Regions from separate parts of the Homo sapiens genome. Here regions 1, 2 and 3 are each linked to region 4. The links are chromatin loops, found by intact Hi-C in ENCODE. Cell type or tissue: MCF 10A. All regions are shown on one strand. Region 1 has its middle 48 kb from the start of TEX55. Region 2 overlaps GPR156 (G protein-coupled receptor 156). Region 3 has its middle 5.0 kb from the start of COX17. Region 4 has its middle 58 kb from the start of IGSF11-AS1.

Region 1 (8,000 bases), 210 kb after region 4:
TTTTCCATTTTTTCAAGTCCCCACATAAAATGGAAAGAAGGACTACATAGCGAAGTAAAAAAAAAAAAAAAAAAAAAAAAAAAAGTTGTTGTTCAATTAGTAAATAAATATTACTCATTTTTTGGTTGTTGTACCAAAAAATGAGTAATATTCATTTACTAATTGAACAACAAGGTACTCCTATAAACCACAACATACACATGGGTAGTGGTGAACCACTAACAGCCAGAAAACCTGTATGGTATTAGCATTTCTTTGGTAGGAAAGATAACAAGCAATTAGGCACCTTCTGACAGATGTAACAACAGAATCCTTTTATCAGTTCATGTCTTCCAGGAAGGAAATCCTGAAAAAAGAGCTAGGAGTGCTACAGAAGGGTGGAACAAAGAGAGAAACTGCTGTGAGTGCAACCAAAATTGAAAAGAATAGGAAAAAAGGAACAAGAATATCTACACCAAAGTAGGGTAGGTGAACAAAGCCAGAAAATCCCAGAGAGCAACTCTATTTTTTTTTTTTTTTTTTAGACTGAGTTTCACTCTTGTCGCCCAGGCTGGAGTACAATGGCACAATCTCGGTTCACTGCAACCTCCGCCTCCCAGGTTCAAGCCATTCTCCTGCCTCAGCCTGCCGAGTAGCTGGGATTACAGGCTCCTGCCACCACACCCAGCTAATTTTTGTATTTTTAGTAGAGATGAGCTTTCACCACATTGGCCAGGCTGGTCTCGAACACCTGACCTCAGATGATCCAGCCGCCTCGGCCTCCCAAAGTGCTGGGATTACAGACGTGAGCCACCGAGCCTGGACAAGTCTCTATATTTTTAACACCACATAAAGGAAGGAGTTCTGTAATATTATGAAAAACTTTCCTGAAACCCACCCTATTCCAAAAGTTCAGGAAAAGTAATTTCACATTGAAAAATGAGCTAAAGAAAAGTATCAAAGTAAAAACTCAAACAAAGTTGGTATTTGAAAAATGACAATAAGAAGCTGAATCTAATACATACACACTTGGGATGGTTCATGCTCGTATCTGAGAATGTATAATCTTTGTTTTTGTTAATACCCTCTCCACACTAATAACCATAGACTATAAAAAATCTTGCACAAAGAGAATATACACAATATTTCCAAGAATTGAACAATGAACCAAGCAGACATACAAGGGTCAGAATTAACAAGAGAGCTAAAATATTCACAGGGTGGCCTTGCCTGACTCTGTTACTTGACATGGTACAGGTGACCTTATTGTCAGCCTAAAAATCCACATTCACTCTTCAAGTCTTAGCTAAAATATCAGTTTACTTTCCCAAGGCAGAGTACAGTCAGGGATTATGAAGGGTCTAGGATTTTACTCTACTTACAAGCTAACAAATTAACCTATTACTGTTCATGGATCCTGGCAGAAGACATGAGATTCCTAGATAGGGACCAAGGACTTCATTACTTACAGCAAAAGTAGTAGCCAAAGCTTCATGTTCATGCCAGTTCCTCACATCCTCCAAGTCTCACAGAAAAAAACAACATTGAGTTAGAGACCATGGCCTACACATGCAGTAGGTTGCTTTACAGGAGAGAAACACTAAACTTGGAGATTCAGCACTTTCACAGTTAGCAAGCCTATTCTTTGGGGGAAGAAGTTACCTAAACCCTCAAGGTTGCATACTGCAAACCCAACCCTGAGAATGGCTTAGGTAGAGATAAATCAGAAGCTTTCATTCTTGGTATACCCAGAAGGAGTATATGGGGATACTCAGGGCCCATGGAAGATTGCATCTTATAAACTTCTTTATTTTTTACTTAGCTTATATCATGTTCTAACTATCCACTTGCATGTCCTTCTTTTCAAGTATACTTAGAATTCCTTAAGGATGAAAACTGTTTTATTTATTTATTTATTTATTTATATTTAACTCCAGCAACTACCTAGCACAGTGTTTAGTACTTAGTAGAAACTCTAAGAAAACAATGGATGTATTGAGTAAACTCTATCATGGTTACAGTGACTTGGCTTTCAAGCACTCTTCTTGATGGGAGGGTACCTACTGGTGGGCATACTCACCCTCAAGTCTTTATTAACTGGTCTACCCCTTATGGCCCAGGCTTTTGGACATACATGTGGAAGTGGGAAACATGGCTCTGACTTCAAGTAGAATATATATATACACACACACATATACATACATATATATAATGCACACACATATATACATGTGTATATATACACACATATACAGCCATATACATATATATGGTTATAAATTCTTAAAATGAAATGCAATCTATATTAATAATAATACAGTCCAGAAATGCCGAGGAATCTTCAAATGGAGAAAAGCAACTGAACTACACTACTTCATCCTGTCTGAGACTCTTTCCACTCCTCTGAATCTTCTTGCAGATTACTAATGCCTTCATCATATTTGCCTCTAGGTTGTGAAGTTGTGCTACTTTGTATTTAACTCTCTACCCGATGCTGTGAAAGTGCACCTTTTCTTTATGTCCAGTGGCACAGTGGGAAAAGACTAGAAATTCAAACATGACTTTACTAAATGCCAAGGCGTATCAAAGGGGAAACAAACAATAACACAGACCTTTATTGGCTTATACAAATAGTAACTTTCTCTCTCTTGCAGGCCCAATTTCATCTTTTAGAGCCTTAGGCAAAAAGGGTGGCCAAGAGTTTCTAGCTTTTAAGACACTGAGCTCTACTTCTTGTAATGCATACCATCCCTTCTTCTGGACTAGAAGTTCCCATGTTTGTAAGAAAAAATTTTGTTATAACGGCTCTTTCTCATACTTTTGGTACCAAGTTTTTCTCATGCTGCCATCTTGATTATTCTTCCACATCTCTCTTCTACTTTTAAGATTTATTACACTGGATCCACCTAGATAATCCAGGATAATCTCCTATTTTAAAGTCAGATGGTTAGTGAACTTAATTTCATCTACAACCTTAATTTCCTTTGGCCATGTAACGACATTTACAAGCTCCACGACTAGAATGCAGACATCTTTGGGAGCCCCTATTTTGTCTGCCATAATACGTTTCTCAAAAAAAAGGAAATCACTGTCAGAAGTTAGGAAATATTAGGGAGGAATGCATCATCTCCACTACTTCTGATGTTTCCTTCCCTGGAGGAGCTCGGTAACTATAATTATGGCATCTCTCTGCTCACAGGAGATGAAATGGTTTATCTTATTGGTAAACTTAGGAAGAGTAAATTTGGCATGCTTGGCTCAGAACCTCCCATTTTTCCTCTGGGGAGCAAACTGCTTATGGAGAGCACACATTTCACTACTCCTCCAGGGAATCTACCCCAGCAAGCACAGGTTGGGGGTGAGGTTCACCCCAAACCTGGCCTTCCTGAGGTGGCGAGGTAGAGAGAGAGAGCCTGCTAACTTGGGGACTTGGTGTCATTTGGCTAACAAATCCTCCAGTTTGGCCTCTATCAGAGGGTGATATTTTGACCCCATCACCCAACTCTTTTGTTTTATTCCTCAAACTGTTCAAGAATCCAGGTGGAAAAGGAGAGTACCTTTATTGAGACTCCATTACAAACCTCAAGAGAAAGCACTTACTTCGATGATGCTGTTTATTTTTCCAAGATGTCTCATTTCTCCATATGAGATTGGTTTTTTTTGAGACAAGGTCTTGCTCTGTCACCCAGGCTGGAGTGCAGTGGTGCAAACACAGCTTACTGCAGCTTCAATCTCCCAGGTTCAAGCGATCCTCCCACCTCAGCCTCCCAAGTAGCTAGGACTACAGGCACATGCCACCACATTCAGCTAATTTTTTTTTTTTTTTTTTTTTTTTTTTTTAGAGACAGGGTCTTGCCATGTTGCCCAGGCCTCCAACTCCTGAGCTCAGGCAATCCTCACACCTCAGCCTCCCAAAGTGCTGGGATTAAAGGTGTGAGCCACCGCACCGAGCCAATTTGGTTTTCTTTTGGAGAACAAAGCTTATGTGGGAAACAGTATAGTACAGTGATGAAGTATGCAGGTGTATTAAAACTGCCTTAGTTAAAATGCTGACTCCATCATTTATATGTCATGTGATGTGTGGCAGATTACTTAACCTTTTTTGTGCCTCTGTTTCCTGCCTGTAAAATGGGAATACTAATTCTTTCTTCTTAGAGTGTGAATAATAAGTGATATAGTGGAAGCAAAACACTTAGAGCAGTGCCTAACATATTGTAAGCATTCAACGCATGCTATGTGTTACTATGTCTTATAACATATTTGCATACTCCATTGTATTTAGCATAGAAATACTAAAACAATTTTTTTCATGAAACAGGGTTCTCTGAAGCAGGGACTATATCTTATTCAGTTTTGTACCCTCAAGAACAGCATAGTGCCTAGCACAATAGAGATTAACACATTTGCTGTATGAATAAATGAAATAAGAAATGAAGCCAAAAACCAAGGTAAGAAAATTGTTCTGCCATATAGCACAATTTGCTTTACTAAACTTAAAAGCCTTTACTACGGATTAGTTTCCACTTGGCCAGAAAGTCAATAAAATATGTTTTTTAAATTAATGGAAAAGGCATTTTGTGCAATTTAGCATTGGAAACTATATTTCAAAAGTAATCCCAAAGCATTTTTAGCTGTTGCCTGAGTCAATTATGAATCTTTGCTGCTCTCTAGTGGGAGAAAACGTAAAGCACACAAAGGTGATGTCCTCAATTGGCTGGCATATATTTTTTAAAAATCAAAATAACTTTTCTACTCTGTCTCACATGTTTTCAGAAAAAAAGTTTCAAAACTTGCATTATTATCTCAGGTAACAAATTCTTTGCATTCCTAACCTACTCCCTTTGGGAAATCAGTCATATTAAGTATAATGTTTCACTTTTTAAAATATGCCCCAATTATAACAAATTGCAAAATAAATAAGATATGAAAATTGGGGAAAAAAAGGTCACAGGTGCAGAATGACATTTAGAAGTATAACAAATTTCAAGGGTACTTTTGTTCCACTATTACTTCAATGTTTGCGGATAATCCCTCTGGTGTCTAACCTCAGTTTTTAATCCAATTTCAGATTACTGAAGTTCTGCAGAGGAGTCACAAAGAGTTCTCAATTCAATCCAGAAAATTTTCTGAGCACTGAGAATGGGCAAAAACTGGGAAAGGGAAGGTTAGTGTAGTATATCAAAATGAAAAATACATTATCTCTGCATGAGGGAAGGTACATGGACACAATACCACTAAGTAGAATGGAAAGCAAACTGTGAGAACATAATTCTATTGGTGGTACAAATTCAGAGACATGGGAGTACAGGGAAAGAAAGTTTGCTCTAGGAATGCTTCCCAAAGTAAATGGTAGATGAATGAGCTCTTTAAGGATACTTAAATCATCAACAAAAAAATAAGAGAAAAGTTACTTCACATAGATGGAAAAAGGTAAACTACTACACATGAGTAGAAAATTACAGCTTGAATTTTGGAAAAGATGACTAGTCAGGTATAGCTGCAGTGGCAAGTGTATTCAGAAATCAAATCAGACACAAGGGCTGGTTAGAAATCATGGAGGGCCTTGAATGCCATCAAGAAATCTGGACTTTGATCTATCTGTTTTGAAAAGTTATTGAACATTTTACAAGAGGTTGCAGTAAGATCCATGGTTTTAGAAAAACATTTTGCTGTATATTAGTCCCTTCTTATCCACTGGGGATACATTCCAAGAGCAGCAGTAGATGCCTGAAACTCTGGGTAGTATTGAACCCAATGTACACTGTACTTTCTCAATCTGATAACTGAGACAATTACTAAGAAACTAATGGGCAGGCAGAGTGTACAGTGAGGATACGCTGGGCAAAGGAATGATTCACATCCTGGGTAAGACAGAACGGGATGACATGAGATTTCATTATGCTACTCAGAGCTTCATGCAACTTAAAATATAAATTGTTTATTTCTGGAATTTTCCATTTAATATTTTTAGACTGCAATTGTGGGTAACTGAAACTGCAGAAAGCAAAAGCATGGATAAGGAGAAACTACTGCAGTTTCAAAGACAAACTGAAAAAGAGAAAGCCTAAAGTCAAGGAGGTCAGTTTGAAGGCCACTGATATCATCCAGAGATGAAAATGTAAACCACAGCTGTAACAATGGCAATAGAGAAAAAGACACAGATATAAGATGTTTCAGAAAAAGAACAAAAATCACTCAACAGTGGGTTGATGTGGAGTGTTGGATAAGAGAAGATCCTTAGAATAAGAGAATAAAGAAGTCCCTGAGGCTTTGAGTCTAGGCAGGTAGAAATATTTTGAAGCCAGTGTGGCAGAGATCACAGAGATGATGACAATTTGTCATTAATTCCCATACGTTGCCTACTTGCCACATGTGGTTAAAGGACAAAATTGATCTACTATTCACTGCTTAGAAATGTTTTAGTTTATTATCATTTAAATAAGGAGTAGGGAGATCAAAAATATGTAACTTCATACTTCAACTTATTTAAATTTACAAGAAAAATCCAAAAGTCACATAATCTGTGTCTTAGGCTTTTCATTGGTAAAATAAAAGGGCTGGACCATGAGACGTTTCTAAGGTTCATTTTAGATCTAAAGTGTATGATCTTGGGTCTTGTGATTAGTCAAGGATAAGTGATATAAGTTACATCCAGGGGGCATCTGATAACCAGGTAGTCTAGAGTTTATGAAAGATATGGAAACTGTTCACAAATATGTAAATCGAAAGTCATGGAATGGGATGACATAACAGAATTCTACAGAGGGAGATGAGGGATGAATCCTGAGGACAGATCCATGGGGAATCAGTATATCCCATCTTGTGGAATGCCACCTCCATCTATCCAGTTACCCAAACTAGAAGAAACATAGATGTTGTCTTCAACTCCTTTCTCTTCCTCACTACTCATCATTCTAACACCAAATCTGACTGATAATACTTCCAATCCATCCACTTCTCTCCGTGCCACTGCCATTTGTCTAACACGGGCTATCATCATTTCTAATACAAATGATTTAAATAGCCTCTTTTTACAAATTTACTTTTAAAACTAAAAAATGTTATTTTAAAAAGTAAAGCAGGCCGGGTGCGGTGGCTCACACCTGTAATCCCAGCACTTTGGGAGGCCAAGGTGGGCAGATTACCTGAGGTCGGGAGTTCAAGGCCAGCCTGACCAACATGGAGAAACCCTGTCTCTACTAAAAATACAAAATTAGCCAAGCGTGGTGGCGCATGTCTGTAGTCCCAGATACTAGGGAGGCTGAGGCAGGAGAATCACTTGAATCTGGGAGGTAGAAGTTGCAATGAGCCGAGATCATCCCATCCCGCACTCCAGCCTGGGCAACAGGAGCAAAACACCATCTCAAAAAACAAAAAAAGTAAAGCATATACAGACATGGCACAAAAAATGTTAAATTACCAAAAGGTATACAATAAAATGTATCCTTCCTTCCCCTGAGCTATACTGAATGGATATACCATAATTTATTTCACTGGTTCCAATTAATGGGAACTTCCTTGATTCACAGTTCTTGGCTTTTACAAATCATGTTGCCATAAACATCTTTTCATATACCTAATTTCTCACATTTGCAAATATATCTGTGGGCTAACCCTAAATGTATAACACATTTAATTCTCTGTTTCACTGGACGGTATCTATTGACTCCACAGTATCAACAATGATTAAATAAATTAGTCTATTTCCATTTCATTTTCACTTTCTTCTTACTCCAGCATCTAATGTTAGTGAATTATAAGATTTATCTTAGTACTTGTCTTTAAAGTTTTAAATACATGTACTTTCAATTACTTCATCTATATTTTAAATAATTTTAGCTTCTAATTATAAAAAGTGCTTACACTACCTCCCATTTTTTCTTCCCCTTCCATCTTTTGTTTGTTCTATTATTTCCACTTTGTCAGAGTTTATAAAACAGATTCCTTTCTAACTGTAACCTCCATGTTTATTTTCACCTTAATTCCACATTTAATCATACTGGTACATCACTGCCACTCCT
Region 2 (8,000 bases), 1.3 Mb after region 4:
CCTCTTCTTGTGAACTGCAGATTCCCTTCATAGATCATTTCCTCCAGAATTTATAATCTTACATGGAAAGAGCTGTATCTTCCTAGTATTATAACTATATTCTCTTAGTCTTTTCCTTATGTTCACAAGAGAGCTGCCATAGCTCTAGGAATCACATACATTCAAGGCAGGAAGAAGGTAAAAAGGGTGATGTTAGCCATGCTTATAACCTTTTTCAGGAAAGCAAAAGCTTTCTCAGAAGCTTCTCAGAAAACCTCTAGTGTTCAAAATGGTGTCATATAGGCACTCCTATCTCTATGGGAAGCTGGCAAAAGAAGAGTCTAGCTGTTGCTGTCTCTATAGTGCAGGCAAGCAAGGAAGAAAGGGGTTAGCAGCTCTGTTGCCCAGGCTGGAGGGCAGTGGCGCAATCTCGGCTCACTGCAACCTCTGCCTCCCGGGTTCAAGTGATTTTCCTGCCTCAGCCTCCCGAGTAGCTGGGATTATAGGCGTGCACCACCATGCCCAGCTAATTTTCATATTTTTAGTAGAGACAGAGTTTCACCATGTTGGCCAGGCTGGTCTCGAACTCCTAACCTCAAGTGATACGCCTACCTCAGCCTCACCAAGTGCTGGGATTACAGGTGTGAGCCACTGTGCCTGGCCAGAGTTTACCCTTAAAGGGTACTTATTTCTACAAAAACTCCTCCTTTTCCTCTGCCAGTAATCAGTCAACCAGGCCTCTCCGCCCTGACAGTCAACAGGTAGGCTGCTGTCAGGCAGGGCTTGCTTGTTTATGGAATCAGGACTGCCTTGTACCCTTCAGCACCAGTTCTCTGCATTGTTGATCGCTACCAATCCAACAATATTGGCTGCAGGGCCTAAGGGGTGGGCTTCCCAAAAGGCACCTGCCTACCCTTACCCCTGCCCACCCACCCCGCCCCCGCCCCCGGTCTCCCAGGGAGAAACAGTCCTTGCTTCTCAGAGCCCATTTCTGCCTCATCCCAGACAAACAAGCCTCAGCTCTAAATGGCTTCCTTCATTCCAGTTTTTACGGCATTAAGATTTGGCAAAAATTCCTCCAGTTTCTGGCACAGAGGCAATAGCCATCCATCGTTTCTAGTGCTGCTGCTGCAGATTTTTCCATATTTATGTATTCTGTTGAGTACTGTAATGAGGATTTGTGATAGAGAAGAATCGTAACAGGGCTATGCCCATGTCATACCATCATGACCCAAAGTGCACTCTTCCCTTTCACAAATACACTGTAACGTGCCATCAGCCAACACTTACATTATCAGTTAGCTCCATCATGAGGAATTAGTTTACAGTCAACTGGAAGTTGCAATGGGAATCAGGACAGGGTCTTGAAGGAGGAGTGGGATGAGGGAGGTCTCAGAGGGAAGAAAAGGAGAACTAGGAGGGAAACAAGAAAGTACCTAGTGCCAAGTTCATTAACCTAGATATATGTGGCTTGATGGTCCCCAGGGTGTAGCATGAACAATCCCACATCCCCTTGCTTTCTGAGCCTAGGATTCCTTCTCTGTTCCCTCTGACTACCTTTCTTCTTTGCTATCTGGCTATTTCTGCTTCTGTCTTCCTCCCTCATTTGATTTTTTAAAATCCCCATAATATGAAACATATTTTTATTTAGTTTCTACCTCTCCTTATTGTAAAAAGCAGAGAAATGTTCTGTATTTTCCTCCAATAAAAAGAAAGAGAAAGCACTTTAAATCATAAAGTTCCATCTAAATGGATTTTTTCCTGTGAGTCTGCAATCCCCAATTGGAAAAATATAAAGGTTCCTTGCTCCCAGGCTAGTGAAAGAAATAGTAATAACATGATGGAAATGAGGGGAGGATGGGGAACGAGTGCAGCAGACCAGAGGGTGGATGGAAAAGCAGGACTGCGAGGCAGCCCCCCCAAGGGACAGGCACCACAGGTGTGGAAGAGTGCAAACAGGGGCTGCCACCACTGCTTGGACCACTCTGCCTTGTCCCCCTTGCTGACCAGGACAGTGAGAAAGGACAAAGGCAACCAGCTCACTAGGATCCCCTGTCTGCTTTCTGACTCTCCAATAAGTGGCATGGAAAGGTATCAGTAGAAAACAAAATGAGCAATTTGTCAGTGAAAAACTCTAGAGTGACTAAGAGGACCAGCCCTGCAAAATCCATACCTGGGGAATGAAGATGAAGCAGTTGATTGTAGTTGTACAAACAAAGATCCCTCCAGATGTGAGTCCAAAGACCAGGTTGGGCCAGGAATGCAAGTATCTGGTGACTACAAAAAGCAGCCCAGCAGCCAGTACAAGGAGGTTGACCCCCACCATGATGGTTAAGGACTGATTCACAGGAGGGGAGCTGACATGGCCAGTCAGGCCAGCCAGGTAGGCACCATACAGCAGGAGCAGACCCTGGGGGGTGAAGAGGTGACGGAGGCTCAGAGAAGTGGAACAAGAGGTCAATGAGCAGTAGGTTTGCAACCAATTTCCTCATCTGTAAAATTAGGATAATAATACCTACCTTAAGGACTGCTATGAGGATTTACTAAGATATCACATAAGAAAACCCTCAGGGCAGCCCCTTATACCTACTAGATACTTAATAAATGTTATTTTCCTCTCCTTTGCTGAGAATTAGTTTATCAGAAGTCAGCAAGTCAGCCATTAAATAAGACTCTTCTGAGACAAGGCATAGGACAGGATCATGTGGGTGGGTTAGTATCCCTACAGAAAGAGCTGTTGGGCACTTGGAGGACAGTGGGCCCACAGAACCTCTGATAGTGAGTGCTACCACAGCCATTGTCTGGTGTTGCCCTGCTCAAAGCTGAGGGTGCACAGGGAAGCTGAAAGTGACCTCTGATCTGCTTGTCAAGTCATGTGCCACAGCCAGGGTAGTGCCCATAGGAAGGGGCTCTTTTCTCTAATTTGCCCAAAGGCACCATCTGCTTGCCAAGCCTTGCACCTGCAAGACTGCATCTGACTAGAAGGGATGGGCCTTCAAAAAATTTACACAAAGGATCTCTACAGGCTAGCAGCGGCTCCATGCCAGTGAGTGTTTATGGGAGATGAAGGGTAAAAAAAGGGGAGAACAAAGGCAGGCTGGGACCCAGGCAAGACTGTGGGGCAGGCACAGACAGCGAAAGCTCCATCTATAGTTCTCACCCTTTTTGTGACATTTCTTGCTCCCCTACAAGGAACCCAGGGCCCTATTCTGTTCTCTTTCCTATGAATATAAACCTGCTCTCAGAGTTGTCATTTGTACTAAGGAGAAAATAACTCATAGCACCTTAAAGTGCTGCCCCCTCCACAGGAGCTGCATTCATACAGAAATCAAAGCTTTAGTCAATAATACATAACACATAGATTCAATTAGGTTCACCTTTCTGACTATGTGTGCAGTGCCATAGTACGTGTAGGGCAGAAAATAGTGACACAAAGAAGTCATGGTCCTGGCTTTTAACACTTGGTCTGGTAGGTAGATTTAAGGTAAGCACAAAAATCTTCTTTTTTTTTTTTTTTGAGATGGAGTTTCGCTCTTGTTGCCCAGGCTGAAGTGCAATGGCATGATCTCTGCTCACTGCAACCTCCGTCTCCCGGGTTCAAGCGATTCTCCTGTCTCAGCCCCCGAGTAGCTGGGATTACAGGCTTGTGCCACCATGCTGAGCTAATTTTGTATTTTTAGTAGAGATGGGGTTTCACCATGTTGGTCAGGCTGGTCTCAAACTCCTGACCTCAGGTGATCCAACCGCCTTAGCCTCCCAAAGTGCTGGGATTACCGGCATGAGCCACTGCGCCCAGCCTAAAAATGTTCATGTTGATGACTCAGAACGTGAAGATGCCATGGGAGACGAGGTGGGGGTGGGACTGTGGGATTCAGAGGGAGAACTAATAATGAAAATAAAGTCAGGTATCAGCAGGACACCTGCTGGTGACCCTCAAATCATATGACGTGGTCAACTCCACCTTCATGGGTGACACTAAAGAACATATTTTGGAGAACTGGCTGTGCCAGAAGGGAAGGAGTCAGCATGGAAGAGATACCTTCCAGGTTCCCCTAATGCCCAGTGTCCCAAATGGGGCCTGAAGGCCAAATGTGGCCACCCTGAGATCTTCAATGACTAGAGGACACATAAGTCAGGAGACCAGGGAAGCCCAACTTTTGGGTAACTGACGCCATCAGGTGGTATTCAGCAGAGTTGGATCATTGCTAATTTAATAAAAGGCAAATGAAATTAATTCTGTGATTTTGAAATGTTCAGATATGATTCCACTAAAAGTTTTTAATTCCATTAAAATTCTTGTTAAAGGGGAAATGGGTGTGAATCAAGTGTCTATACATTCCTGGCTGGTGTCTGAGTGAGTCATATTTGATCCTTGCATATCACTGGCCTTAACTGCTGAGAAGTGTGGGGTAGGGGGCAGTTGACAGAGAGCAGGGGTCCTAGGACTCAATGTGGAGATTGGGGTCCTCCTGAGGAGCTTCTCACTGACCAGGGAGTCTATGGGGTCTGGCTCAGTAAGTTTCCTGATGCTCCATCCTTTTCCTTCTTTTTCCTACAGAAAGATATTACAGTAAAATAGAATGGAAATGAGAGTATATAAAAGGCAATGGAGAAAATAAATCAAATTGAGTCACAAAGTAAGTAGCTATGGGGGAAGTGCTGGCTTTCTGGGCTAGGGAGGACACACTCTTCTACAGGGACTCAAGGAACCAACAGAGGCAATGTATTTTCCAGAAGTGTCTAGGGGGCAGTGGAAGAATAGTAATAATAATATCTAACATTTATTGAGCTCTTGCTATGGACCAGGAGCGGCTGAAAACTCTTAACATGCATTAACTCTTTAGAGACAGAACAGTTCTGAGGGGATATTATCATCATCCGCATTTTAAAATTTGGAAACTGAGGCTCAGAGAGGTTAAATGAGGCTCAGGGTTGGCTAGCCAGGGGCGGAGTCAGATTCAAACCCTGATCTGTCACAACTAAAGCTCCTTTTTTAACCATTAGCAAGATTCTGGAGATCAAGAGCTGTTCACTTCCTAGAGTCTTCTTTTAAAAAATATTTCTGTCAAAGTAATATTTGCACATAGTTAAAAAGGAATGTTTCCCTGCCCTAGTCTGGCCTACCCCTAAACCTGTTCCTCACAAGCAACAACTTCTAATACTTTCTTAGTGGTGAAGTGGGTAAAGTTTACCCCCCCTTTTTTTTTTTATTGAGATAGAGTCTCGCTCTGTTGCCCAGGATGGAGTGCAGTGGCGCAATCTTGGCTCACTGTAACCTCTGCCTCCCAGGTTCAAGTGATTCTCCTGCCTCAAGCCTCCCAAGTAGCTGGGATTATAGGTGCATACCACCACACCCAGCTAATTTCTATATTTTTAGTAGAGGCAGAGTTTCACCATGTTTGGCCAGGCTGGTCTCGAACTCCTGACCTTAAGTGATCCACCCACCTCAGCCTCCCAAAGTGCTGGGATTACAGGTGTGAGCCACTGTGCCCGGCCAGAGTTTACCCTTAAAGGGTACTTATTTCTACAAAAACTCCTCCTTTTCCTCTGCCAGTAATCAGTCAACCAGAACTCTCTGCCCTGATAGTCAACAGGTAGTCTGCTGTCAGGCAGGACTTGCTTGTTTATGGAATCAGGACTGCCCTGTACCCCTCAGCACCAGTTCTCTGTCTCCCTAAGCTGAAAACCAGCTGTCCTGTTCTGAGGACCATCCTCAGTGCTCCATGCAGGTATCCTCTACCTTCTGGAAATAATATTCTACTTTTGCCCATCTAACAGAGACAAATGAGTCTAATGGTGAGAGATTTGGGGCAGTATGGGAGACACTGTGAGACAGGTGGAACCCCTCAAAGGGCCCTGTGAATGCTGCCATCTGTCTCAGAGCCAGTCTTGCTTCCAACCAGAGGGAGAAAGTCAGGTGGGTGAAAGGCACCAGGACACCTTCGCCCAAATCTTGAAGAAAACACAAGAGACATAATAAGGGCACTTAGGAGAACAAATAAAGCTGGGTCAAATTTCTCCTCATAATTCCTCTTGCAGGGAAGATGAAGGGAAAACTGGTATTGTCAAATCAATTAAGAAACCAGACCAATAAATAGGAGAAACAGTGGGTGAATTCCAGATGATTTGGGGGAGGACTGAATGAGGGAGTCTAAAGAGTTGGAGGGTCTCCCCCAAACAAATACAAATAGAAAAGTAAAAACAGTCATGGCTTTGAAGTTTATGCATCAACAGAGGTCTCCTCTGAGTTCAAGATTCTTTGCAGACATCACCTCGTTAATTCCTGTAATTCCCTCTTCATATCCATTTTCTTGGTGACAGAGACCATATCAGATGTGGTTACCAACCTTGCATCCCCAAATGAGAGCAATCCAAACATCGGAATACCGGGAAGCACAGAAGTGGGTGCTGGTCGAAGTGCAGGACACGTCTTTCCCTGTCACCTAGAAGGGACACAGAGTCAGAACTGGAGGTGCCCACAATTACCAGGAACACAAAGCAGATCTTTGTGAACATGCTGGAGCATGAATTCTTCTAGAGTACATGATACCCCCTCAGTATGTAAAAACTGCAGCATTTAGGTGACTCCACTAGAACCTAAATGAGAGTGACTACGTGTTAGGAGAAGAGATGATAAAGTTGGGCTAACAGCTGTGTGCTTGGTGACACTAGGGCTTACCCCTCATTTATGTGCTTTGCTACCCCAATCAAATTAGTGCCTCAACAAAACTATAAACTATTTCATTATGCACCTGCTTTTTGCAAATCATTGAATCCTTAAACATTAATCTTGCAGTGTCACGATTCCATGATTCCACTGTATTCCTCAGCCCCTCGTGAGGCTGGAGATATATAATAATTTTTTTTTTTTTTTGGCAGGGTCTCACTCTGTCACCCAGGCTGGAGTGCAGTGGTGCAATCTCAGCTCACTGCAACCTCTGCTTCCTGGGTTCAAGAGATTCTCCTGCCTCAGCTTCCCAAGTAGCTGGGATTACAGGCATGTGCCACCACGCCTGGCTAATTTTTGTATTTTTGGTAGAGACATGGTTTCATCATGTTGGCCAGGCTGGTCTCAAACTCCTCACCTCAAGTGAGCTACCTGCCTCAGCCTCCCAAAATGCTGGGATTACAGGCGTGAGCCACCGTGCCCGGCCATACTTCTTGTTAATTGAATAGTATGTACTGGACATGGTTAAGTCTTTTACCTACATTGTTTCATTTAATCTTTGCCACAACCCTATGAGATAGGTAGTATTATTATCTCAATTTTACCAATTAGGAAACAGACTTAGAGAGGTTACATAACTTTCCCAAGGTCACACAACTGGTGAGCTTGGTAGAGCTGGGATTTGAACCAGGGTTGACTGACTCCAAAGGCCACCTTAAACTACTACCTCCACCTCTACAATTAGGGGAAGGTAACTGCCGATAGCTGAAAGTTTTAATTATTGATAATGTGGAAGTGGCAGAACTGCCAGGCAGATTCCAGCATGCTGATATCTCATTGTATGCCCACAAAGAGACACTCGGGCAGGAGGAGCAGTGGGAGTGGCAGCAGACTAGGGCAAGAATTACATGGAAGCCACAACTCCTGACTCTCCCTCCTCTTGGAGTCCTTTATCTTCTTGTTGCAAGGATGACTCCTGTGTATCCACAGAGGTCAGTCCAGTTTGGGGATGAGATTCTCTAGGGATTTGGCCCCTCACCGTCATACTGACACTGAGAATCTGGAGGCACTGGATGGGATCAGTCAGCACCCACGTCATGAGCAGGATCACATCAGCCATCAACAGGGCTGCCACCAACCCCAGCAACTGCAGGTCTTTGATAATCTGCAAAAGAGTCAAGGTCAAAACTTCTCCTTGTTGACTGGCTAAATGACAGAGGGGCTAGAGTATCCCATGTGCTCTCAGCTATATGCTCCAAGGTCAGCCCTCCCAAGGAGCTTCAAATGTAGCTATCAAAAATGAAACAGACACCAAACATTTACAATGACTTCTATGCTGATATCATTATTAGCA
Region 3 (8,000 bases), 800 kb after region 4:
AAAGTGCTAGGTTATAGGCATGAGCCACCGCGCCTGGCCAATAAAATCATTTTTTAAAGCAGGACTTGGAGGCACTGTTCAATAGCTGCAGGGTGATAGGTATTTTTAGGTACTTAAACTTTCAGCATCACCTAATCAAAGTTTGTTTCTATATTATAGATATTTAACTCAGGGAATTTACAGGCGTGTCTGTGAACTGGTGCTGTATAAGAGTAATTTCTATATGTGTATTTTTCAGGTTACTAAGACCATCCCCATTTTGTCATCTGAAAACTTTCAATAAGGATGATTTTTATTTCCTTCTGGATTGATATTTTTAATAATACAACATATTACCCTCATGTTCTAAATTCACCCTCATCCATTATTATCAATTCTTTCAACTAGGTGCTAACTCACATTGTTTAGAATCTTGCTAATCAAACAGTGCTTCCTGGATGAGCAATATCAACATCACTTGTAACCTTAATATACAATAAAATGTGGTTCAACAAATTATTGGGGAAAAGAAAATAGGCTAACCATCTGGAGAAAATTAAACACTACATTAAAAGGAAGAGCTCTAGATGCATTAAAGACCTAGATTGGAAAGATTGAAATATGAAATTAATAGCAAATTGTGGAGGAGAATATTTTAATACTGAGGGATGGGGGAATAACTTATGTTACATTTCAAAAGTACAAATTGCATGTCAAAAAAATTGAAGAAATTCATTACAGCAAAATAAAGGCTTGGGGTTTTACATACAATACTATAGACAAAGTTAACAAATAAATGATAGAATTGGGAGAAAATATTTGAAATCTACATATTTTTAAAAATTTTAAAAGTTAAAAAACTAATGTGTTCACTTAGAATATGTATTCAGTTGAAACAATGTCACCTTCAGTCGCAATATCTTCCATATATGTAGGGCTGTCGAGGTTGTGAACCATCATTTAATCTTCATGGCAGTCAAAATTATTATCTACATTTATAGTTGGGGAAAAATTGAAGTTCAGAGGTGTACATTTGTTCAAGGCTGCGTAACTTGAAAGTGGCAATCCTGAGTCTCATCATCTTCTCCCTGTACTCTGTCTACTATCCTACTTAATTTATCTAAATGCAAGGCAAGGCCTGGTGTAGTGGCTCACACCTGTAATCCCACACTTTGGGAGGCTAAGGCAGGCAGATCATCTGAGGTCAGAAGTTTGAGACCAGCCCAACCAACATGGTGAAAACCCATTTCTACTAAAAATACAAAAATTAGCCAGGAGTGGTAACCTGTAATTCCAGCTACTTGGGGGGATGAGGCATGAGAATCACCTGAACCCAGTGGGTGGCAATTTCAGTGAGCCGAGATTGTGCCACTGCACTCCAACTTGGGTGATGTAGTGAGACTGTCTCAAAAAAAATTAATTAATTAATGCAAAGCAAAATTTTTTTATTTTAAAACTAATCATTGATCTGTATTCACTTGTGCTATTGCATTTTTATGTATAGGAAATGAACAAGGAAGAAAAGGAAGATAAATATCTAACAGAGTTTAGAGAGCTAAGAGAATTGAGATAAACAGTAGGGACAGATAACAGACCCAAAGACTCAAACAGCTTTTCTGCAATTGAGAAGATTTTTTGGCCCACTGTCCCTCCTTGCTTCAGGGAAGAAAGATTACTGGTTGTGATAACACTGCCTGTGACTTCCTCAGGTTAGCTAATATAGGCAGGCCTCAGGCAAAGAAGTTGAGTAGCAGCCCTTTCTGCACCACACTTCTTTAACCTGCTGTGTTCCAGACATTTACAACCTTTGGTTTCCTTACTGAGTGCTGTAACCCTTAACACTCTTTCAACAACTGCTTCTTCAGGATGAAATATTCTCCTGACTTTGAAAAAAACAACCAGTGGCCTTTCCAAAGTGAAATATTTAGTCATTTATATCTAGCTACTAAACTATCCTCTTGCTTCAGAATGGTACAGCTAACCCACATATGTGGGTTACTTTTCCTTCTACCTTTTAATTTATATGAAGTAAGGTGGAGCGTGCTGGCTCACGCCTGTAATCCCAAGCACTTTGGGAGGCTGAGGTGGGCAGATCACTTGAGGTCAGGAGTTTGAGACCAGCCTGACCAACATGGTGAAACCCCGTTTCTACTAAAAATACAAAAATTAGCCAGTCGTGGTGGCAGGCGCCGGTAATCCCAACTACTCAGGAGGCTGAGGCAGGAGAATCCCTTGAACCAGGGAGGCGGAGGTTGCAGTGAGCCGAGATCACGTCACTGCACTCCAGCCTAGGCAACAGAGTGAGACTTTGTCTCAAAATAATAATAATAATAATTTATATAAAGTAAGCTGTAAGGTCAACTTTTGATTTTTATGTTATCACTATGCTTTTCTTCTTTCTCTATCATTTTTTCTTCTCCTACCCAGTCTAAATGCTTTTATACTCGTGGGATGGCCTGTTTCGGTATTAAAGGAAAGGTAGGAGTATATAACATAAGAAATTTATCCTTTCCCATTCTACCCCAACAAAAATCTTAATAGCCCACTTCCCCCAAGAAAAATAATTTTAGAGAGCTGTAATTAGAGTTTAAATTGACAGTAGGTGGCTGATGAATACCAAATAATAAAAGATAAAATTCACCCATCTGTCTTACAAAGGCAACTCTGAAATTAGTTTGATTCATACCTTTTATATCAAGCTCTTGCTCATCAATTTTGATTTTAACCAGAATTGGAGCTCTTTTAAACCTTTGGAATGCTTTGCTATTACTATAATTGCTAAATTAGCAGGCATTAAGACTTGAAGTGGTGACTGTAGTGGATTTTTTCATAGCACAGTGAATATGTTTATTGTATGTTATTGAATGGGGACATTAGCTACCAGTGGCACCAAACAGCAATTTTGTGGATGCATGACAGCCCTGGTAATGCCAGAAGCAACAACTGAGAAAGTACTTTCTAAAATCCTTCTATGATAAAGGTATTTTTAGCCATTTTTCAGGCCTAACTAATCCCAGGTGTGCCAGCTTTACCAAGTAAGGGTGAGTAGTTGTTGGTGGAGAAGGAGTGACACCATATGTTGAGAGATAAGAATTACAAGACTTAAATTCTCATTGGCCTAATGTACTATGTCTACTTTGTATAAACTAACTTACAAAAGTAAGTAAGGTAATTTTTGTCCTTATATCTGCCCCTGCAAAGGAAAAAATGCTTTCCAATTTCCACAGGTAAATATGTACTGTACATCGTTCTTTATAGCTGCAATTTTATTCAAATTGCCTGCCACAGTTTTATGAATGTTGGTTGTATTAGTCTGTTCTCATGCTGCTATAAAGAAATACCCAAGACTGGGTAATATAAAGGAAAGAGGTTTAATTGACTCACAGTTCTGCATTGCTAGGGAGGCTCCAGGAGACTTACAATCATGGTGGAAGGCAAATGAGAAGCAGGGACCTTCTTTACAAGATGGTAGGACGGAGTGAGTGCCAACAGGGGAAATGCCACTTATAAAACCATCAGATCATGTGAGACTCACTCACTATCACAAGAACAGCATGGGAGAAACTGCCCCCATGATCCAGTTACCTCCACCTGGTTCCACCCTTGACACATAGGGATTACAATTCAAGATGAGATTTTCAGTGGGGACACAGCCAAACCATATTATTGGTAGAAGCCTCCAAGCAGCTAGGTCACAGATGAAGGACAATTTATTACTTATAGCAATAGCAGCAGCAGAATATCAGCATTTTTATGCCAGTTCCCTGAGTTCCAAGTCCCACAGGGTGATGTGAAGAAAGCCAGATGATATCCACATATGCACTGGGTTGAATTACAGGAAAGGAACAGTGAGCTTAGGAAACTCAAATCTTTAGTTGTGGGCAGTAAAAATGTCTGACTTTTGCTCCCAAAGTAGACACTACCTTTGTCTTCCAAGGTTGTTTCCTACACAAAGGAACAAAGGCAAACAGTGCCACCCCTTGAAAGACATGCAGAAGGCCGGGCACGGTGGCTCACACCTGTAATCCCAGCACTTTGGGAGGCCAAGGTGAGCAGATCACGAGGTCAAGAGATCGAGACTATCCTGGCCAACATGGTGAAACCCCATCTCTACTAAAAATACCAAAATTAGCTGGGCATGGTGGCACATGCCTGTAGTCCCAGCTACTTGGGAGGCTGAGGCAGGAGAATCACTTGAACCTGGGACGCGGAGATTGCAGTGAGCCGAGATCACACCACTGCACTCCAGCCTGGCGACAGAGCGAGACTCCATCTCAAGAAAAAAAAAAAGACACGCAGAAACATGTGCACCCATGGAGAATTATCTCCCAACATTACTATGTACTTCGTTTTAATTAAATTTTATGAACTAACATCCCTTTCCAATATCAAAGTTATTTTAATACAAGTAACCTAAATGACATGACCTGATTTCACGAAGGTTGTGTATTAGTGATTTATTGCTATTACTATGGACTGAATGTTTGTGTCCTGCCATAATTTATATACTGAAACCGTAATCCCCAGTGTGATGATATTTGAAGATGGAGCCTTTGGGAGACAAGTAGGTTTAGATGATGTCATGAAGATGGAGCCCCCATGATGGTATTAGTACCCTTATAACAAGAGGAAGAGACCAGAGTCCTTTTGTTGTACCCATGTGTGGATACAACAAGAAGGCAGCACTCTGCAAGTCAGAAGTAAAGCCAGGATCCTTGCCAGGTACTGAATTGACCGGCACCTTGATCTAGGACTTCCCAGCTTCCAGAACTGTGAAAAATAAATATCTGTTGCTTAAGCCACCCAGTCTATGGTATTTTGTTATTGCAACCCAAGGAGACTAATACAGCTGTATAACAATATTACCACATACCTGGTGGTAATACATATTTATTATCTCACAGTTTCTGTAGTCAAGGGCATTACTTAAGTGACTTCTTTGATTAGGGTCTTACAAGACTTGAATCAAGCTTTCAGCTGAGACTGTGGTCTCATCTGTGGTTCTACTGGGGAAGAATATGCTTCCAATCTTATGTTGTTGACAGAATTCAGTTTCTTGCTATTGTAGGACTAAAGGCTTTGGTTTCTTGCTGGCTATCAGTTGGAGGCTACCCTCAGCTCCTAGAGGCCTCCTGTAGTTCCTTGCCAAATAGGGTTCCCAACATGGTCACTTACTTCCTCAAAGCCAGCAAGGGATAGAGAGCCACCCAGAAATATGGGCATTACAGTCTTATGTAAGAGAACCATGTAATTACATCTATCATATCATATTTGGCATATTCTATTGGCTAAAATACTTGAAAAGAGGGGATCACATGAGAACATGAACACCAGGAGGTCAGGATCCAGGGGCCACCTTAAGAATCTGTCTACCACAGGTCGATTATCTAAAGTGAAAAATTGATTATACAAATGGAGTCATTCCTGTTATACCCAACTAAAATTTAGAGTTAGAGGACCATAGGGGTGAAAAAACACTCAGGTCTCAAAAGCCTGCTCCAGAAACTGTCCCACAAGCCCAATCCAATGAAACAGCTGCTACAATTTTAAGACTAGTTTGACAACAAATGGCTGCCATGACTTCAAAGCTTGTTTTACCTAGTAACTTTTGCCACCCAGCAATCAGAGCTTGCCAGCTCCTGCAAAATGCCACAAGCACCAATAACCTTTCTCTTTTCCCAATGAAACCTCAACCATTTCCTTTTTTTTTTTTGAATATATTGGAGACCACTTCAGTTTGTATGTTTGTCCCAGATTGCAATCCTATTTCTTTGTTTATTTCAAAATAAACTCTTTTTGCTTGGAGATTAGTCTCTATCTGTTATTGACATTACATGGTGTCAGAAGTGAGATGCAAAGCAGATTCACTTGGAAAGATAATGGCCCCTGGAACTATGGTGTGCAGTACTCACTGTCAGACCCCTTGAGCCCCCTACTTCCGCTGGTGATCTTTTTTCACCCCAGTGAGTCTTTCTTGGGTTAAACACCCCTTTTTTTTTTTTTTTTTTTTTTGGATTTGAGTTCTTCAGCTTTATTTGGGATTTCTTTATGAAGGGCCTTTCCTCTCCTATTTATTAGGCCTCTATTTGTAAGGGATTTGAAGAAGGCTTTGTCATTCTTCCCGGTGAGTATGTACTTTACTCTTTGGTTCATTTTGTGTGCTTGATTTTTATTTTGGCTTTTGTGTGTTTGGCTTTGCACTGACTCACTTGGATATGTTTATTTACAAATGAACTCCCCAAATTCAAAGATATACCAAAATAGCCCCCCAACATTGGGGACTCTAGCTTGTTATATGCTTAATTATTATGGTCCATCTTCCTATTCTTTTTTTATCGCAATGGACCAATTACACTAAAGAAAATTTGGAATTACAATGGCCATCTCTTGAACTCCCTAACTTGTTTTCTTAGAACTAAATTAGAAGGCCATGGCTACAAAATTAAATTGCCTGAAAGGAGCATAAACTTTAAGTGGTATCTTGAAGCATCTAAATGTATTCAAGCCTCAAAAATCACCTAACTCCAAAATACCATCACTAAGTTAACTAAGACAGATAAACAACGAAAGGAAGATTTTAAAAGGCCTTAGAAACTCAGAGTTTTTCTGCTCCCCTGGTACCACCACCTCTCTCTCCTCTCTACCCTTCCCTTTCTGAAAACCCCACTCAATCCTGATACTTCCTCCCCTACTACCCTCCCAGCTTCTGATCCCCATCCTCAACCTATAAAAACTTGTCCCTGTAGGGTTAGACCCACTAACAATCCTGAGGTTCCTTAGATTGTCTATGCCCTTGGAATAAGGCTGAAATCCATGTTAAAGCCAAGGAATTTCCTAAAGTTACCCAGGACCCTCTTTGCTTTGCTGATGAATTTAACATTACAATTGAAGCTTACTAGCCCAGCTTCTCTGATCTTAATCAACTTGTCCACATGCTTGTGGGAGAAAGCCAGGCTAATCACTGGATGAAAAAGGTCAGTTGTGGCTGGGTATGGTGGCTCACGCCTGTAATCCCCACAATTTGGGAGGCTGAGGTGGGCAGATTACCTGAGGTCAGGAGATCGAGACCAGCCTGGCCAACAGGGCGAAACTCCGTCTCTACTAAAAATACAAAAATTAGCCAGGCCTGGTGGCACACATCTATAATCTCAGCTACTCAGGAAGCTGAGGGAGAGTCATTTGAACCCAGGAGGCGGAGGTTGCAGTGAGCCGAGGTCACTCCATTGCACTCCAGCCTGGGTGATAAAGTGAGACCCTGCCTTAAAAAAAAAAAAAAAAAAAGGAAAGAAAGAAGAAAAAGGTCAATTGCACACACCCTGTATTAGTCTGTTTTCATGCTGCTGATAAAGACATACCCAAGAAGGGGCAATTTACAAAAGAAAGAGGTTTAATTGGCCTTTGGCCTTACAGTTCCACATGGCTGGGGAAGCCTCACAATCATGGTGGAAGGCAAGGAGGAGCAAGACCCATCTTACATGGATGGCAGCAGGCAAAGAGAATGAGGAAGATGCAAAAGTGGAAACCCCTGATAAAACCATCAGATCTTGTGAGACTTATTCTCTACCACAAGAACAGTATGGGGGAAACCATCCCCGTGATTCAATTGTCTCCCACTGGGTCCCTCCACAACATGTGGGAATTATGGAAGTATAATTCAAGATGAGATTTGGGTGGGGACACAGAGCCAAATTATATCATTTTGCCCCTGGCCCTTGTCAAATCTCATATCCTCACATTTCAAAACCAATCATGCCTTCCCAGGAGTCCCCCAAAGTCTTAACTCATTTCATCTTTAACTCAAAAGGCCATGGTCCAAAGTCTCATCTGAGACAATGCAAGTCCCTTCTGCCTATGAGCCTGTAAAATCAAAAGCAAGTTAGTTATTTCCTAGAAACAATGGGAATACAGACATTGGGTAAATACACCTATTCCAAATAGGAGAAATTGGCCAAAACAAAAGGACTACAGGGCCCATGCAAGTTTGAAATCCAGTGGGGCAGTCAAATCTTAAAGCTCCAGAA
Region 4 (8,000 bases):
TCTGTGTGTGCTGGGGGGGGCATGGCTGTGGTCGGGGGCATGGTTGACTCTTTCTCTCTCTCCTACTCCCCTTGGCCAATCCTCACTTGTCTATCGGCCCCCATCACTTGTAAGGTAAACAAACAGCAAGTGATGGGGGCTGATAGACAGGTGAGGATTGAAGCGGACTGGGAGACAAAAGGATAGTGGTGCAGAGGATTACCTCTCACAAGCCTGAGAAAGGTATGAATAATTTTAAAAACAAAACCAAGCCTCTGCCAGTGAAAATGCTAAGAGCCCCACTCTGCCAGAGCTCCTCCCTTTCCATGATAGAGCTCTATGAGTGGGTCACTGTGCTGGAGAGTCACTACAAGTTCATCTTTATGGTAATGGAGAAAATTCCACCTCTGATCCCCCCAGGACTGAAGTTACCCTGTTCTTCCTATCACTATTGCATGGCAGATGATGAGAAGACCTGACAACCTCCGAAGGAGCAGACCTCGTCCCCCCAGCCACCTGCTCCAGCCCCTTGCTACCTCCTTGTCATATCCCTCCATCCCTTGGTGTTTTGCTGCTCTTTCCCGTGCCTGCCACACTGTGGAGGTGGGAGAGGCTTTCTTATCACCAAGGTTCCAATGTTCTAACATGGTCCTGGTATGGAATAAATTGTGCATCCCCTGCCTCAATTCATATGTTGAAGCCCTAACCGAAATGTGACTGTATTTGGAGACAGGCCCTTTAAGGAGGTAATTAAGGTTAAATGAAGTTTTAAGGGTGAGCCCCTAATCGGATGGGACTCGTGTCCCTATAAGAGGAGGAAGAGACCCTGGAGATCACTCTCCTTCCATGTGCATACAGAAGGAAGGCCATGAGACGGCACAGGAGAAGGCAGCCACATGCAAGTCAGAAAGAGAGGCCTCCCCAGAAACCAATCCTGCTGCCACTTTGGTATTGGACTTCCAGCCTCCAGAACTGTGAGAAAATTAATTTCTGTTGTTTAAGCCACCAAGTCCATAGCAGATTGTTATGGCAGCTGGAGCTGACAAATATGGTCTGACACAGGAGGGACATGCTTTGTCACTGGCTTCTAGTGTACCCTTCCATTGGTAACCTCCATCTTCAGTCTCTTACAGTGCCTTCCACAGGAAGTTGAGAGACAGCCCTTTGGCACTAAGCCTCAGGAGCTATGAGAGGGAACATCAAGTTGTATTTGAAACCATCCACCCTGCCCTGCCTGCCTAGCTTTGTCCAGAGTCTGAGCTGTAAGTTCCCTAAGTCCAATTCACGATTTCCCTCAGCTGGCCCATCTATTCTATCACCACCCAAAAAGGACCCCAGCCCTTCTCTTGACCCTCTAGAAATCTTTCTTGGGAAGACAACACTGGCCTCTGCGGAACACTCACTCTGCAGTGACTGCTTTTTTCATTTAAAGGTCTCTTTTCCTGTGTGTCTCTGTGCTTCTCACAGCATCTTTCCTTGTCTCTTTCTTTTGAAAATATCCTTTTGTTATTCTTTCTCTGTCTCACTCTTGAGGTCTGTCCTCATCTCTTACTCCTAATGATTCCCTTTCTATTTCTTTCTTCTCTTTCACCCTTAACATTGAAGTATGTTATTTTTAACTTATTGAATATGGCTTGTTCTCTAATACTAATTTGATAAGTAAATGAGTCCAAAATATATGCCTCCTCTTGCATAACAACAAATAAGCAAACAGAGATAAAATTAACATAGCTTCTCTAATCCTTGACTCCACTTTTCCTGGGTTCCTCTGCTCAGCACTACTAACCAACATTTGTTGGTGCCACAAGGGGGCAGTGTGATCAAGCAGATTATTTAACCCAAGCAGCTATAAGAGAAGTCAGAGGAGGCAGGGAAAGGTAGAGGCAGAAATCAAGAAATTGCCTGCTTCTGTCACTGGGGAAGGGCCATGGCAGGCAAAGAGCATGGAGAATGATTCCACTGGCTTTCTGACTCATCAGTTTTTATATCTGTGAAATGAGATTATACCCAACTAGAGGAACTTAAAGTTCATCCTGGCGCAAAAGTCTTTTGATTGGAAATCAAAAGGCAGGGGAGGGTGGTGAGGTCAAGGATGACTGAATCTTTCAGTACGGTTGAGCACAGGGACCTGGAGGCTTGCTTATGCACATATTGATTGTGTGGTAATGGAATGGATAAAGAGAAAGATCTAGCCGGTATCTGGAAATTTGTGCCTAGAACTCAGAAGAAAAATGAGGAAAAGAAATGTGATTTGGGAGGTCACAAAAGCCACTTACATGGAGAGCCAAATGTTCTGCGATCTCCACCTGATGACTTAGGCAAGACTCTGCTTCCCAGTCCTGTGTCTTCCTAACTTCCCAAGCTGGGACCCAATATGGGCCTGTCCTAACTCTGTCATTTGCAAGTGACAAAAACTCAAGTCAAATTAGAATTAGTGAAAAAGGCGATTGGCTTTTGTCTCTGAAGCACTAGCCAATATAGTGTGAGACACATACATAATTTTAAAAGTGCTTACCAGTAGACACACTTTGGAAAGCTGAAAGGTCAAGGTAAAATTAATTCTAGGAATGTATTTTTTAAATTCAGTATATCCAAAATTATTCTACTTTGAATATGTAATCAGAATGTTAAAATTATTGAGACATTTGAAAATTTGTGTACAAAATCTTCAAAATGTGGTATGCATTTTACATTTCCAGCCATCTCAACTTGGCCTAGCTATATTTTATGTGCTCAATAGCCACATGTGCCAATGACAATCATATTAAACAGTGCAGATCTAAAGCTAGACCCTTGACATAGGGCTGGATCCAGGAACTTAAATAAATAGTATGGTGTGTGCTAAGTTTTGCATTTCTTTGCATGTTGGGCTCATCCTCTCCAAAAAGATACTTTGGGGAAGATGGCCCACATGTAGTTGCAGCTTATGTTGTGCTTACACCTCACAGTCACAGAAGAAAAGACAATGCAATTTCAATAGCTTTGATTGGTCCTGATGATGTCACATGATCCTCCATGAATCAATCACTGAGGCCAGGGGAATGGAACCAACTCTAACCAACATTGTTTTCAATAGCTCAGGCAAACAAAGCTCTGATTGCCCAGGCCTGGCCACATGCTCCTCTCTGGACCTGAGGGTAGAATGAAGAGGCTGTTCAGCCCCACCCGAGCCACACAGAATGAAGGAAGATGGGTCTCCAAAAGAAGGGATGTGGCACACATCACATACATCCATTTAACTGCCACTTGTAGATTTAAACAGCCCAGAAACCCTGGATTCCATGCAATCCCAAGGCAAGGGAGATTAGGAAGGTACTAATAGCTGTCCATCCAGTCACACCTTGATGACCAGTTCTTTTTCTACTTACACCATAATCATAGTATCACAGGAGTGGAATTCCACTGGATTCCCACTTCTGAATCTGCAAGTCCATTTAGCCAGCTTCTCAATGCTTGTGGCCAGATCCCGGATTCCTCTGAGGGTCTAACCTGTTCCTCCATCAGGCCCCTTGGAGCTTAGATTTAATTTTAACCACATGCCCTGTGCTTTTTCCCTTGTAGAGCTCACATTTGCTCTGAAGCTCAGATTTAGTAATCTTAGGCTCAGCTCCTTCATTCAACTATAGTTGCCTTTGAGAGGCAACCTCAGTCCTCATGGTGCTTTCCTGACACTAAACTCTGATAATTTACATAGCAATAAAAAATTACACAGAGATTGTATAGTATAAATAACAACAACATAAGACTATGGAGCCATATTGAAGCTGGGATTCAAATCCCAGCTCTGCCACTTAGTGTCTCTGTGATGTTGTGCCAATTAACCTTCCTATGCTTTTTTTTTTTTTTTTTGTCTTCAACATATGGATAAAAGACAACTTACTTACCAGGCTTGTGGTGTAAGTTAGATCTATAAATATATGCAAAATGCAAACCACTTTATGCACAGAATTTACAGAGCTTTTACATACACAATATTTAATCCACATAACAATCCAGTTGTGTAGGCAAGGTAGGGTTTAGTTAGAGAGCTAGAGAGTGGCACACAGCTGGCAATGTGATGATTCCAATCCAGTGCACCACCCAGTCGGCCCACTGCCTCCTCCACCACCTGGGGGCAGCACAGGGCACAGTGTGAGCACTCAAGTATAATTCATAACTGGCTTTCCGTTTACAGAAGCACATCAATTAAAGAAGAATGAGTATTCCATGGCACAGTGAAACTGATTTTCATGTGGGGCTTGTAGGATCTGTCATTACTAATTCATCACGCTTCAAATATTCAACCCAAATGTTGAATTTTTAAGGGTTGCAGTTTCATAGAATTTGCAGTAAGTGTCACCCTACAGCTACTGAACAATCAATGCCCCAGATCTAAAAGTAACAAGAAAGTGAAAAAGTGTAATGCACATCCTATAACATCACCTACATTTTAACCTAGATAAAACAACACAAAGCAAAAAGAAAAAAACAAAAAACATTGCACCATTTCATGTTACATTGCAGATGACTGTTTTTGCGGCATATTTCTTCCCACTGCATCCCCTTGACTCCCTATTTGTCAGGAAGTGTCTTTGGGACATGGTTATGTGCTAATTGCTGGAGACTGGCAGACTGTTAAAGTAGAATTTTCAAAAGCGTTACTTGTTCTGTTGTTTTGATATCCCCCAAGTCCTATGACTATCCCTCAGAGTTGGATCTTCTTGATGCAAAGCTGCCCCTAACAGCACACTGTCCTCTCCCTACCTTCTTTGCTCCTTCCCGGATCAACAGTCATGATGAACTTGGTTGCCCTTATAGCTGGACAAGCGTGTTTTAGGACTATTTAAAAACATGGGGGATAACAGTAACCTTGTATTTGTTTTACTCCTTGTACTTTTCAAAGAAATTTTTTTAAATATCTGTAATCTCACTTGAAATTTATAACTACCTTGTATAATGAGTAGGGCAGATATTGTACTCATTTCAGAAAAGTGGAACTAGTCTAGAGAGGTTAAGTCAATTGACTAAGATTGCACAGCTGGTCAGCTGAAGGAAGTACTGTATTTCCCAAATCCAATCCCAGAACACATTCTGCTATTGTTAAAGAGGAACCAGGGTCTAATATGCATATTAGCATAACTTAGGTGTGTTCCATACTAAGTAGATTTTGACTGAAAGAGAATAATCAGCTTCAACAGTCTCAATAGCCGCAAAATCATAATCTCCCATTTATCTACAGTGTAGGATGGTAAAGAATAGAACTTTCTGGTTAGAGTGCCACACATATATCTATGATTTGATACTGCTAGAGTGGCTATCCTAATCTTGATCTATGTTAGGATTTCTAGAATGTAAGTTTATTTGAGGGGACAGAATTTGGTTTGCTTCCACATCTTCAGCACCTGGAACAGTCCCAGGCACATAGTAAGTGCTTAATTTGTAGTTTTAAATATTTAAAAATCTTAAATATTTGTTGAAAAAATAAAATCCGGAGAAAAGCAAAGCAGAAAGGAAAAATAGTGAAAATGTGTGCACTGTGGCTTTGCACAATTCAGCTTTCCAGGTTTGCCTCAGTCACTTAATATATAGAGGTATATATCTTCCATTTTATATCTGATTCTGTTCAATAGACAGAACTACAGAACAAATGAGACATTTAGCAGTTGGCATCCCTGCATTTTCCCTGAGCCCTTGTTATTTCCCCAGTATTCATAAATGCCATATTCAAATATTAAAGTCATTCACAGTCATCCAAATCAGAATCTTCAATCCACAAATGGATTTCCTGCCCCGACTCTCACCCCTCAGTCAAGTTAATAGTTTCCAAGTTTTGTCCATCAGAAATGGCTGAGTTTTGAGCAGAATATACTGTGATTTTTTACGTGTGTTTTTCAATGGCCCTATACTTGGATTGTGTCCCATCCCATCATCAAATTGCTCCAGAAATATCACCAAACCCAGGCCATCAGAGGATTTCAACCACTGCGTTGGGGCTAGAGGCTAGAGAGCACTCTAGAGTCTCATGGAGTATACTGGGCAGTTTGTCATCTGATTTCTCCATTGGAAAGCAAGACTGGGTTCCCAGGCACATGCATTTCTTGCCTGAATTATTGAAATAATCACCCAGCTAGCTTATGAAACTTAGTTTCTCCTCCACTTTCTCATTCTGTAATATAGGGCTGACGTCATCACTTCACTTTCTGCTTTCAAACCTTATGGTGCTTCAGTTCCCAAGAATAAAGGACAAAAACTTAGCAGTGCATGTAAAACCCCTGATCTCCGGCCCTAAACTATTTGACTATATTACTGCTCTCTTTCACCAACTATCCATGAACAACACTACCTGCTATAATCAAAGTTAATAAACACTTTCAACAACCCCATCTCAGTTCCTTGATTATTCTGATTTCTCTGCCCTGGAATGTGCATTGCTCCCTCCTGTAATGCCTGAGAATGTTCACTAGTCAGAGCCCAATACTAAAAAATTCACCTGAGCACATATGATGTTGCTGGTAGTATAACTTGCTATAATCTTTCTAGAAAATAATTTGGCAATAGATATCAGGAGACTAAAAGCTCATATTCTCTGGCCCAAATATTTTCCCTATCTATCCTTTCTAAGGAAACAAACTTAAGAAATTATCCCCTGGGAAATCCATTACAGTGTTATTTATAATAGTAAAAAATACAATGACCCAAATTTCCTCCTGTTGAAGAATGTTTAAAACAGCAACTTTCAAACTTTTTTGACCATGATCCTCAATAAGAAATAAAAGGTGTATTATAATCCAATTACACTATTCATTTATATCCACACAGTAAACATACATTTATGTGTGTGTGTCTGTGTGGAGAGATCTGAAGTAAAATCTTCATGAGACAATACATATTGTTAACTACATATAATGCATACAATTTCATTTTTTAAAATGTTGATTACAACCCACTAAACCTACCAATTAATATGTTGTGAGCCACTGTTTGGAAAACAGTAGATTTAAAATATGATCGTAGTATAATGGAATAATACTTAGTTACATAAATATTTCTTAAAATAATAATCGCCCAAGAATATAATAGTTATAGAAAGCAAGGTACTGGTTAGGCAAGTGGCTCACGCCTGTAATCTCAGCACTTTGGGAGGCAGAGGTGGGTGCATCACGAGGTCAGGAGTTCAAGACCAGCCTGGCCAGCATGGTGAAACCCAGTCTCTACTAAAAATACAAAAAATTAGCTAAGCATAGTGGCAGGTGCCTGTAATCCCAGCTACTGGGGAGGCCGAGGCAAGAGAATCGCTTGAACCCCGGAGGCAGAGGCTGCAGTGAGCCAAGATCGCACCACTGCACTCCAGCCCGGGTGACAGAGTGAGACTCCATCTCAAAAACAAAAACAAAAACAACCAGCGAGGTACCAACTGTCTACACAGCGTGATTTTAATATTTTTTGAAGTATATATGCATTGGGATAGTTCTCTGGGGCCATTGCTAAGACAGAGGGTACTCCACTGTGGTCAACAATTTGCCTAATATTTCTATGTCGCAGTTTCTTGCAGGGAGCATAACAGAAGAGCATAGCATTCAGACAGTCCTGGAGTCCTGTGTGCTCTTGGATTAACTGTAAAATGTATTCATTTTACTTGGCTGGGCACAGTGGCTCATGCCTGTAAACCCAGCACTTTGGGAGGCCGGGGCAGGCAGATCACTTAAGTCCAGGAATTTGAGACCATCCTGGGCAACATGGCAAAACCCCACCTCTACAAAAAATACAAAAATTAGCCGGGCACAGTGGCACACGCCTGTAGTCCCAGCTACTTGGGGAGCTGAAGTGGGAGGATCGCTTGAGCCTCGGAGATCAAGGCTGCAGTAAGCCAAGAACGCACCACTGCACTCCAGCCTGGGTGACAAAGTGAGACCCTGTCTCATTTAAAGAAAAATAAAAGTATTCATTTTATTCAATAAACACCATTGGCCATAAATATTATGTGCTCAGAACTAAAAAATGTGAAGGTGTTCCAAATCTATCACATGAAGGCAGACATTTAA

The links. A loop is a pair of places that touch in the nucleus more often than their neighbours do. Peaks named below come from ENCODE experiments on the same cell type or tissue, not always from the same donor. Only the 100,000 strongest peaks of a DNase experiment are listed, where the experiment ranks them.
Region 1: it touches region 4 in a loop (15-fold over the local background); 104 of 110 quality-filtered maps call a loop at or near these places.
Region 2: it touches region 4 in a loop (15-fold over the local background); 2 of 110 quality-filtered maps call a loop at or near these places.
Region 3: a loop joins it to region 4, with 15 times the contacts of the local background. A loop is called at or near these places in 24 of 110 quality-filtered maps.

The regions. Positions count from the first base shown.
Region 1 is chr3:119,094,168-119,102,167 of GRCh38, forward strand. It overlaps a transcript of IGSF11 not described here. Among named protein-coding and RNA genes, the nearest start is that of TEX55, 48 kb to the right of the region's middle. In MCF 10A, a CTCF peak has its summit at 4,631 (motif pointing left); a DNase peak (open chromatin) is centred at 4,644.
Region 2 is chr3:120,178,973-120,186,972 of GRCh38, forward strand. It overlaps GPR156 (G protein-coupled receptor 156), which reads right to left. Exons shown (of 10, transcript NM_153002.3): 6 at 7,686-7,811; 7 at 6,327-6,422; 8 at 2,153-2,389. It overlaps LOC105374065 (a long non-coding RNA gene), which reads left to right. Exons shown (of 3, transcript XR_924392.3): 2 at 4,538-4,616; 3 at 6,301-6,427. Among named protein-coding and RNA genes, the nearest start is that of GSK3B-DT, 88 kb to the left of the region's middle. In MCF 10A, CTCF peaks have their summits at 2,937 and 4,135 (motif pointing left); DNase peaks (open chromatin) are centred at 3,849 and 4,109.
Region 3 is chr3:119,678,447-119,686,446 of GRCh38, forward strand. No RefSeq gene overlaps it. Among named protein-coding and RNA genes, the nearest start is that of COX17, 5.0 kb to the left of the region's middle. In MCF 10A, a CTCF peak has its summit at 3,043; no DNase peak of the experiment used is centred here.
Region 4 is chr3:118,880,769-118,888,768 of GRCh38, forward strand. No RefSeq gene overlaps it. Among named protein-coding and RNA genes, the nearest start is that of IGSF11-AS1, 58 kb to the right of the region's middle. In MCF 10A, CTCF peaks have their summits at 1,786 (motif pointing right), 4,150 and 4,349; DNase peaks (open chromatin) are centred at 1,783 and 4,093.